2 separate regions of the Homo sapiens genome follow, and region 1 is linked to region 2. A link is a contact called in ENCODE Hi-C or POLR2A ChIA-PET data. All regions are on one chromosome and are shown on one strand. The core of a region is the stretch at or near the end of the contact, and the rest is flanking DNA. Distances in the headings are between cores, read along the strand shown.

Region 1 (5,652 bases), core at 9-2,508, 120 kb before region 2:
TCCCTGAAATAGATGAACAGTGGCCTTCTCTCTAGTTTAGAACTTGGGTTGTTAGACTCCTTGGGTCTATCTTAGCTTCTCTCCCTGTTTTCAGTTTGGATTTTCTACCTCCATTTGGCTTATCTATCTCTAGCGTCATATCTCCCTGATGATCCGTGGTAGTGGCGTTAATCCATTTACGAAAAACAAGACAACATAGATTCAAGGAGTCAAATAAACACATCACACACACACACACACACACACACACGCATGCACACAAGCAATGAAGATGGAACAGCAGAGAGTACACCAGACAAGAAGCCGTAAGTGTCGGTTCTAGTTCCAATTCCTCTCCACTGCAGCATCTCAGATGTAAACTGGCGTCAGTAACAGGTCCTGTCATCCACCTCCCAGGAAAATTGTCAAAGATAATAGTTATGGCCAGGCGTGGTGGCTCACGCCTGTAATCCCACCACTTTGGGAGGCCGAGGCAGGTGAACCATCTGAGGTTGGGAGTTTGAGATCAGCCTGGACAACATGGATAAACCCCATCTCTACTAAAAATATAAAAAATTAGCTGGGCGTAGGAGCACACGTCTGTAATCCCAGCTAATCAGGAGGCTGAGGCAGGAGAATCACATGAACCTGGGAGGCGGAGGTTGCAGTGAGCCGAGATTGCGTCACTGCACTCCAGCCTGGGTGACACAGCAAGACTCCATCTCAAAAAAAAAAAAAAAAAAAAAAAGTTATGAAGGTCTTCTGAAAACAAGAAAACACTATTCAGATGAAAACTATTATATTTATAGATTACTATTTTTTTTTAAAAAAAAGAAGCTCTTCTTTGAATTACCTATAATGCAACAGCAGCACCATCAAAATTGTGCACAATTCAATCAGAGGTTCTCAAACATGGCTGCCCATCAGAATCACCATTGTGCCTTTTAGGAAACACAGATTCTCAGACATTTGCAGTCTCTAATGGCCCTGGATTTTCTGGGCCAGTGCACAGGTAATGGTATTTTTTAAAAACATTTCCCCCAAGGGATTCTGATCAGTTAGGTTTGGGATCCACTTTCTAAAAATAACATGTTTCTCTGTGACGGAGGAAATTTAAGTATAACTATGATTCATGAATTTGTTATCTGTTTTTTTCTTCAGAGGATATCAGTTTAAGTGTTGGTTTTTAAACTGTAACTCTGAAGGCAAACAACTGGCAAGAGAGAGTTTTCAGGAAGAATGCTGGCTCTGGAAGGCAGCGGAAGGTTCTGGAAAAGCAATGTGTCCTATGAACTAGACTTTTCACCTGTAAGCATGGCAGGAAGAGGCTGTGCAAGGTGGTGGATGACTACAGGGCTTTGTTGTGGACTCCAGGCCTCTAATCCCTTTCAGTCTTTTTATTTCTCTGCCCTCAAAGCCCAGCAGCCTGGAGGGGAGAAGGCAGTGCCCTTGACTGCAGCCTGATGTTTCCTCCTGGCTTCTGGTGGCCTACGGTCTCCTTTACTGTAGGTTTCTGGAGCAAAAATCCAGCAGTCAGGTTACCAGGATCAGTGACAACTATGCAATAATTAGGGGCAGGCACCAGGAGGCAGAGAAACAGAGCTGGGTGGCAGAAACTCTATGATACCCCAAAGGAAACATCAACTCTTCTCAGAGGTGGTCAAGAACATGCCAGAAGCTTTGCCTGCCTGGTTGGCAGCAGAAATGGCACTAGCCAGTGATCACTCGTAACCTTGCTGCCTTCTTTACAGATGGCTGCTGTCAGGCTGTTTAATTTGGAGGAAATTCCAATGTCATCAGCAGAGACATGGCATTGGGGAGGGCTGCCAAGCACAAAGACAGAACTTGGCTTCCCCAGCTGATACCCATGGATACAGAAACAGGCTAGTCTTAACAATCTTTTAGACCTGACCTTAGTAGCAAACTGGATAACTGCCAGTCATAAAAGTGTTTCTAAAGTGGCCTGATTTTCTCCCCTCCTGTTAGGATCCTGGATGCTTGTAATGCTATTTATCAATGGTTATTTTGTGCTTACTGATGTGCAGACATTTTTTCCAACCCATTCTTTTTTTTTTTTGAGATGGAGTTTTGCTCTATAGCCCAGGTTGGAGTGAAGCGGTGTAATCTTGGCTCCCTGCAACCTCCGCCTTCTAGGTTCAAGCGATTCTCCTGCCTCAGCCTCCTGAGTAGCTGGGATTACAGGCGCCCGCCACCACACCTGGCTAATTTTTGTATTTTTAGTAGAGACAGGGTTTCATCATGTTAGGCAGGCTGGTCTCGAACTCCTGACCTCAGGTGATCCACCCGCTTTGGCCTCCCAAAGTGCTAGGACTAGAGGCATGAGCCATCGCACACGACCTCAACCATTCTTTATCTCTAAACTCACAAGACAGTGGTTCTCAAAGTGAGTCACCCAGGGAAAGCGGCATCATGATCACCTGTAAACTTGTTACAAATGCAAATTCTTGGGCTTTCCAGCAATCTGTGTTTGAACAAGTCCTCCAGGCAATGCCCATGCACTTGAAATTTGACAGTAACTCTCATAAGAGGTCACATGGCTCCCCTTAATGTAAACACACCAAAATGAAGTAAGAACCATTTTCTTTTAAGAAGTTTCAAGACCTTCAGACATTTTATTCGAGTAAATTCATAAGCAAAACACAAGCACATATTGACTTTTTTGCTTAATAAATATGATTTTCTCAGACCCACTAACAGATCACATGTTTCACCCACACAAAATAGTGTATGACTTACGAATGATCACAGAGAAGAATCACAGTGGCTTTTTAAATTTTTAATTTATTTTTATTTTATTGTATATATTTATTTTTTTTAGAGACAGGGTCTTTCTGGGTTACATCCATAGCTCACTGCAGCCTCAAACTCCTGGGCTCAAGCAATCCTCCCACATCAGCCTCCTGAGTAGCTAAGACTACAGAGATGTACAACCATACCCGGCTAATTTTTAAATTTTTTTGTAGAGAGGAGTTTTGCTTTTTTGCCCAGGCCGGTCTTGAATTCCTGACCTCAAGTGATCTTCCTACCTTGGCCTTCCAAAGTGTTGGAATTGTAGGTGTGAACCATCATGATGGTTCATAGTGAGTTGTTTAGTTTAAAATATGTGACTCTATCTCTACATTATTTGCCTACAAATATGTCTACCAAATTCATGACATATGACCAGTGTGTCTGAATACATACCAGTGTTTATGGCACTGACGTTTTAAGTCCTGTTCGGAAACACAAAATGCACTACTTAGCTTCCATATGTGACTAATTTTAAAATATGCTTTTTAGGCCAGACGCAGTGGCTCACACCTGTAATCCCAGCACTTTGGGAGGCCAAGGTGGGAGGATCACGAGGTCAGGAGTTCAAGACCAGTCTGGCCAACACAGTGAAATCTTGTCTGTATTACAATAAAGTGTAATACCTTTTCAACATGGGATTCTAACATGGAATCACCTTTTTTTTTTTTTTTTTGTAATTCGTGCCTCCCTCCCCTAGTTTTAACCTATGCTTGGTCCAAATATCATGGGTCTATGTTTCTGTGGTCTAAGACACTTCTTTAAGATAAGCCCGATGCCTAACACACATCTAGGAGTAAGTTAACAATTCTGAAATACTGGTTTCTTTGGCTTTTAGACCTGTTGATTGTTTTGGTTATAAAGGTCTGCCTTTAACATTTTTCCTTCTGTGTTCCTAACTAGGCCTCTGAGTCTCCACTGTCAAAATGTGGCTGATCAGACTTTAGGCAACCCTCACCTCAACCTGTGATTATGGAAGGAAGTACAGGACATCTTAACACTCCTTCCCGGTCACGTGCATCATGAATGAGCTAAAATTTCAATCTTTTGTTCTCCACCGGCCATTTTTTCCCGAACCCTTAAGGATAGATAGCCAGAAAAATAAATAAATAAATCTCTTCTTGGGAATATTTTCTAGAATGTTTTCATTTTAAAATTTAATTTCATTTTATTCCATTGTTAATTGACATCTGATAATTTCTTATATTTATGGGCTAGAGTATGATGTTTCAATACATGTATATATTGTGTAATGATCAATTCACGGTAATTAGCATATTTTTCACTTCAAACCTTTATCAGTTCTTTGTTATGAGAACATTCAAATTCCTCTTGTCTAGTTTTCTGCAGTCTTCTCTTAAGGACCAAAGAAGAAAATAAAAGACCCTATAAAATTCAGCTCTGTTTAAGTCCTATCTTTTAAGTAACTAAAAAGTTGAATACTAGCTCCAATAACTAGATCCATAAACCATTTTTCAATACTAATTTTCTTAGCCAAAGAGATATGCAGTAGAGAATGTGAGACCAAGAGTAGACAGCCAGTCCAAAGTCCACAGAAATAAAAATCCATTTATGACTGCATTTTCCACGCTGGCTTTCCAGGATGGTCCTGAACTTGCTAATTCATGGTATAACTTTGTACTGTAACACAGCCAAGGAGAAACAGTAGCATGTTGGAGCCAGGTCTGTGAGAGCTAACAGTTAAGCTTGACAGCCAAGCGTTCAACATAGCCAATGTTAAAAATTAACTTATATAAACTTATGGTTTAATAAATTATATTAAAAACTCCTGAGGCGAGGCGGATCACCCGAGATCGGGGAGTTCGAGACCAGTCGGACCAACATGGAGAAATCCCGTCTCTACTAAAAATACAAAATTAGCTGGGCATGGTGGCTCATGCCTGTAATCACACTACTCAGGAGGCTGAGGCAGGAGAATCACTTGAACCCGGGAGGTGGAGGTTGCGGTGAGCCAAGATTGCGCCATTGCATTCCAGCCTGGCCAACAAGAGCGAAACTCCGTCTCAAAAAAAAAAAAAAAAAAAAACAAGAACAAAAACAAAAACTCATCATCATCCCTCATTTTACTCTATTTTACTATTATCTGTATGACTGAGGTTAATTACATCTACTTGTATAGTGGATATAAAGTCATGCACCACATAACAACATTTGGGTCAGCCGCGGATTGCATATGTGACAGCGGTCACATAAGATTATAATGGAGCTGAAAATTTTCTACTGCCTACTGATGCTGTAGCTGTCCAATGTAATAGTGTAATACATTACTCATATGTTTGTGGTGATGCTGGTATATATAAACGTCCTGCAGTGCCAGTCCTATAAAAGTATAGCACATGCAATTACGCACAGTACATAATAGTTGATAGTGAAAATAAATGACTATGTTACTGGTTTGTGTATTTACGATACTATACTTTTTATTGTTATTTGAGAGTGGACTCTTTCTACCTATAAGAAATTAACTGTAGGCCGGGCGCAGTGGCTCATGCCTGTAATCCCAGCACTTTGGGAGGCCAAGGTGGGCAGATCACGAGGTCAGGAGATCGAGACCATCCTGGCCAACATGGTGAAACCCATCTCTACTAAAAATACAAAAATTAGCTGGGCATAGTGGCACGTGCCTGTAATCTCAGCTCTTCGGGTGGCTGAGGCAGAAGAATCACTTGAACCAGGGAGTCGGAGGTTGCAGTGAGCTGAGATTGTGCCACTGCACTCCAGCCTGGTGACAGAGCGAGACTCCGTCTCAAAAAAAAAAAAAAAAAAAAAAAAAAGCCAATTAACTGTAAACAGCCTCAGGCAGGTCCCTCTGGAGGTGTTCAAGAAGAAGGCATTGTTATCATC
Region 2 (5,420 bases), core at 1,063-3,562:
AGTCCAGAGTTTCCATCCCAGACTGTCTGACAGTCTACAATATGGCTTCCACTTACCTTCCCAACTGTTATCTCCCACTTTTCCCCATCACAGGCATACGGGTGGCCCCTTGTTCCAGAACGTACTCTTCACTTTCCAGAATCTGCGTCTCTGGTCTCAATGGCCCTCGCACGCCTCCCCGCAATCCCTGTTGCAAACTAAAATCCCATTCCCAAATCACCTTCTCTGTGGAAATTGGCCTGATCTTCCCAATCAGAAGTGATCACTTCTATCTTTAACCCTCTGAAGCGTGTTTTTACTTTTATATACAGTTTATCACCTTCTGTCTTATGCCATACTTATTTGTATACTTCTCCTAGTTCCTTTTCAGATCATAGGATTTTTGAAAATCAAATATGGCTTCTGTCTTCTGCATCACCTAGCAACTTGTTCCTCAAAGTGTCTTCCTGGGACCAGCAGCATCTCAGGCCCTATCTCAGACCGACAGGATCAGAACCTGCATTTTAACAATATTCCCAGGGGATTCCGACCCACTTGATCAAGCTCACAGCAGCCACTCATCTCATACTTGACTGGTTGAACTGACTAGGAAAACAAAGTAGGAGAAACCAAACATAACTTACATAACTCATTCAAAGATCATTGTGAGTGACTAATGCTTTACCTATATAAAACTAGGGCCAGGCACAGTGGCTTATACCTAGCACTGTGGGAGGCAGAGGTGGGAGAATCACTTGAGTCCAGGAGTTCAAGACCAACCAGAGGAGCACAGTGAAACCCCATCTCTACCAAAAATACAAAAATTAGCTGGGCATGGTGGCACACACCTGTAGTCCCAAGCTACTTGGGAGGCTAAGGTGGGAGGACTGCTTGAACCCCAGGAGGTTGAGGCTGCAATGAGCTGTGAGTGCACCACTGCACTCCAGCCTGGGTGACAGAGTGAGGCCCTGTCTCATAAATAAATAAATAAATAGAAATAAAAATACAGTAAAGGTATACAGAAAGCAGAAGGTTAATTTTACCAACCTTCTGAGGGAGGAAGACAAATGTCACCTTGGCCAACCAAATAGATCTGGGAAGATTTTGTCTTTTTATAAAGCTTGTCTATTTAAGGGTGGGAAGTCAGCAGAAAAACTGCTTGCCAATAGTACACTTCTCCCACTTTAATGAAATCGGTTGGCTGTGAAAATATGTGCATCAAAGTTTTAAAGAGTTTTCTGTCACATCCAGTAGACTTATAATACAGATTGCTACAGATGGAAGATTTATCCTCACTTGATGTAGCAACAGCACTACGTTCTTTGAACTGTAACAAAGCTTTTGATTTTTTTTTTCCCACGTGGTAGATGAATCTTAGTAAGAAAATACAGACTTGATATGACACATACTCAACTACTGTAAAGTGGGTGCTTAATTTAGTTAGGGAGAGGAAGGGGTGGAAGCTGGGGAAAGTCCTGCTTAGAGGGCACCTCACTAGCCACTAGAGGGCATTAACATGTGAATAAAATCATCCTGATTTCCAGGATTCAAACAGCAGACACCATGCATGGGAATTAATGGGGCTCTGCTTCACTCTTCCTTTCCCTTTATAAATGTCCAGAGAGCTAACAACTGCAAAGATGTGGAAGTATATCTAAACTCTTTTTATGTTTTAACACAATAGACATTTAAGGGAATAAACTTGAGCCATGCTAGCTCCAGGACTAGGATTGACATATGTTTCCTTCAGGGTGCCCGATTTCCATTCTTCAGAAGTCCACAACCTTCTGAATAACAGAGGTCTTTTCTCCCTCAGAATCAACCTAGCAACAAGTCCGAAACCTCCAAAAACTTCTCATACCTGTAATCCTAGCACTTTGGGAAGCCAAAGTGAGAGGATTGCTTGAGCCCAGGAATTCAAGACCAGCCATGTCTCCAAAACTTCCAAAAACTTCTCCAGCCTGCTTGCTAAAAATTCAAGTTGATAGTCCACCCATTGCAAAAGGATATTTCCTTCAGGAAGCAGGAGGAAGATAAGCGAGGCTGGGGAAGACTGAAGACAACAGTCCTCAGTTCTGAGGAGAATGAGCGGGAAGTGATTGATGGTCAGTCCCAGGCCACCGCCCTGCCTTAGTGGGTGTCTTTGCCACGAGGTGGCCTTCCAGGTAGCTTGGCTTCCTTCTGCACCTAAGCTTATAATGGCAAGACTAACCTTGCCTCTCCAGCCCCCATCTTTCTCCTCAAACGGTCCCTCTAATCTTTGTACATACTCATGGGTTCAATTACCAGGCAGGATGCCCTGAGGCAGCCAGGTGTTAGTTGGCAACAGAACACACAAAGGCCTCCCCGCCTCCATTCAGCGTCAGGGTGATAAAGATATCATTACCCTCAAAGCCAGCTCCTCAGAAGTTCTGCCACCACGGCAGATATGAAAGGCTTTACCACATAGTTTTCATACACAGTTCTTCTTCCTCAGAAAGCACCATTTGTTTGAGTATCCGTAAATAACTCCTACAGAAGACACAATTTGCTCTAATGTTTTGGAGCTATGGAATTTATTATGATCACAGAACCAGGAAATAGCTGAATGTGAAAACAGGAACATCTCAAATCACCCCTCAGCTCTAAGAAGAGTAACGCATTTCAAATTAAAAGCAAAGTCATTGCTGTGTTTACTGTTCTCTCTCAATGAGGGGCCTGCACTCCCAGGACAGTGTCAGCATACTTAGCTTTTCAAATACTAAATAAAAACAACAGCATCTCCAAGTTCTAAGCATTTATAAAAGGTATTCTCTTTTAAAGATAAAGACAAGTTTAGAAGGCAGGCCCCTTTTTTTGTCGCAATCGGTTAAAAAGTGAAGAGAAATAGAATGGGCTGAACAAAATATATAGCAGGCTCTGTGGTCTGCTTTTTCTAAAAGTTCTGCCCACAGATTTTCAGACACCAACAGCAACAAACAGTCATTCCCTCCCTCCTGCAAGTGAGGGTGACAGCCAATGCCAGGAGCTACAGCAACAGAAGAATGTACTTTAAAAGAGAGACAGGAGAATGGCTTAGACCCTCTACCTGCCATCACCATCACCTCCTAACCAGAAATGACAACAAGCAGCACTTTCTAGGAATTTGTTAGTGGCTGTGATCATGTGTCCTTCTTGCACTCACGTTTCTCTTTTGACCAAATATTATTTAGTAAGATGTGGTTGAGTGGCCCCTGGGAATCACCATTGAAACAGAAGGCTTTCTAAGTAAAATATCTGTTCAGTATCTGTTCTTGCAGTGCAAAGCACATTTCAAAAGTTCAGCCAACGGCTAGGAAAATGTTTGGGGCACGCAGAATCCCTTCTACGCCAACAGAACTAATCTCATGTATGCATTTTTCAGCTCCTGAGTTGAGAAGACATATTAAAAACCCAGCAACATGTTTATCTTCATTAAACAGCAAATGTCCTTTCAAACAATATACAACAGGGCAGAGATCACTGTTTGTGCTAATGGAAAGTGATCAAAAGCCCCAAGATTCTTTGGTTAGCTGACTCTGAAGCCTGCTCGTGCTTGAGTTTCTACACAAAGTACATCAAAAGAATATAGATATCACTGGAGATTCTAAATGTTTAAAGTCTCTAGGACTAGCAAGAAAATATGCTTGAAACTATAGGAAATGGGGAACAGAACATTACTGTTGACTTCCACCTTTTCCCTGTAACACAATACATTACAATCTATAAATAGCTTAGGCTGTCTGTTTAAATATGCACCTCCCCCGGAAAAGATAGAGGCTTCCGATCATCTTGCTATTTGCAAGGAATCTTACTCACAAATCAATCTAACAGGCCACGGTGATATTATGGGGATGTAAAAGGGACTGAAATGATCAAGAGCGTCACGTGTCTTCCAAGCCAAGTGGGGTCCTATGCCTTGCTGGTTTGAAGAAGTGGGAGAAACTTCATCAAGAGCAGCAACTCAGGTGTCTGTCCACCAGAGTAAGCAGGAGGTTCTGACCAGCAAGGGTAGCCTAGGGCATGGGAGGGAGGGAGACAGTGACTTTAAAGCTTTCCTGTTCTGTCACACTTCCTGCACCTCTGCCCAGAGGTGGCTGCTCCACAGACCCAAGCAGAAAGCAGACAAGAAAGGCAAGATGTCAGGAATTCTCTTCTCTCCCAGTAGCATCTTTCCTGTTCTAGCCTAAATGCAGGGGAAAAAGATTTGGGGCTGAGGCACCTCTGAATCCCAGGGAGCTCAGGAGCTCACTCTGATTCCTTGGAGCTGAAGAGTTGCTGTGTGCAAGCTGCACACAGCCGTAGCGTCTCTCATTAGACTCTCTTCTACCACTAGAGCCAGGCAGCTATGAAGAGTGACATGACCAGCCAGCCCCAGAAAGCAAAACGGGAATGCAATCAATACATGCCTCCTCTCGCCCATCAAACAGCTTTCTTCCTCCTTTCTCCCAAATCAAAACTGACTCCCTCTTGTTGGATCACAAAGAGCAAGAACGCAATGTGCAGTAGCCTTGTGGAGCTTAAAAAAAAGAAAAACAAAAAAAGACTGTCAGCTTGCAAGAATTTTACCAACCGGCAAGACATTACCCCTCATGTCCCAGAGCCATAGGGAGGCTGCGTCTGAGAGCGAGGCACACCAGCAGGAGAGAGACAGTTCTCATGGGTGGATGGTGAACCCTCTCTTATCAACAGCTAGACTCAGCAACCACACATTCCGTTTTACTTTCTCGCCCACATTCAAACCATTTTATCTCCACTAGAGGGCCAGGATGGAGATGAAATTTCAGCCTGGCAGTTTTGCTGCTGATTTAAGATTTGATCCTAAACCTTGGGGAGGGAGGGCTCGAAGGAAGGGAGGTGGGGTTAAGGCAACTCAGATACTCACGTGGGCATATCTGGGTCCCAGGCAATCCCTGGGTTCTGCCACAGGCTCTCTATCTCATGGGATGACACTGTTATTAAAATAATATCCACGGCACTTTGGGAGGCCAAGGTGGGCAGATCACGAGGTCAAGAGATCGAGACCAGCCTGGCCAACATGGTGAAACCCCATCTCTACTAAAAATACAAAAAATTAGCCAGGCGTGGTGGTGGGAGGCTGTAATCCCAGCTACTTGGGAGGCTGAGGCAGGTGAATCACTTGAACCCGGGAGGCAGAGGTTGCAGTGAGCCGAGATCACGCCACTGCACTCCAGCCTGGCGACAGAGCGAGGCTCTGTCTCAAAATAATAATAATAATAATAATTAATAATAATAATATCCATAAAGTACAACACAGGACACCTTCGGTAGCCACCTAGGCTCAAAAATTGGGTTATCTCTGACTCCATTCCTTTCATTGTTTCTAATACCCAGTTGCTCAGTTTGTTCAACTCTTTCTTTGTAGTGTCCTCCACATCGGTCCCTTTGTAACACGCCCACAGTAGTTCTCAAAACCTTATCTC

What was found. Hi-C counts contacts between places; a loop is a spot of excess contacts on that map. ChIA-PET counts read pairs that join two places held with the same protein, here RNA polymerase II (POLR2A). Pooled maps may share reads with other maps.
Region 1: a loop to region 2 is called in a pooled map, with 2.3 times the contacts of the local background. The contact joins two enhancer-like sites. A Hi-C loop is called at or near these places in 4 of 168 maps with a recorded cell type or tissue (B cell, HepG2, IMR-90 and 1 more) and 5 of 50 pooled maps. POLR2A ChIA-PET finds 5 or more read pairs at or near these places in 5 of 52 experiments (B cell, BJ, H1 and 2 more).

What each region holds. Positions count from the first base shown.
Region 1 is chr6:16,390,458-16,396,109 of GRCh38, forward strand. All of the region lies in intron 6 of ATXN1 (ataxin 1), which reads right to left. Among named protein-coding and RNA genes, the nearest start is that of GMPR, 150 kb to the left of the region's middle. Within about 2 kb of position 1,259, at least 5 of the 41 ENCODE cell types and tissues checked have a DNase peak (open chromatin) inside an H3K27ac peak, as active enhancers do.
Region 2 is chr6:16,509,784-16,515,203 of GRCh38, forward strand. The region is part of intron 5 of ATXN1 (ataxin 1); the gene reads right to left. Among named protein-coding and RNA genes, the nearest start is that of ATXN1-AS1, 250 kb to the right of the region's middle. Within about 2 kb of position 2,313, at least 7 of the 41 ENCODE cell types and tissues checked have a DNase peak (open chromatin) inside an H3K27ac peak, as active enhancers do.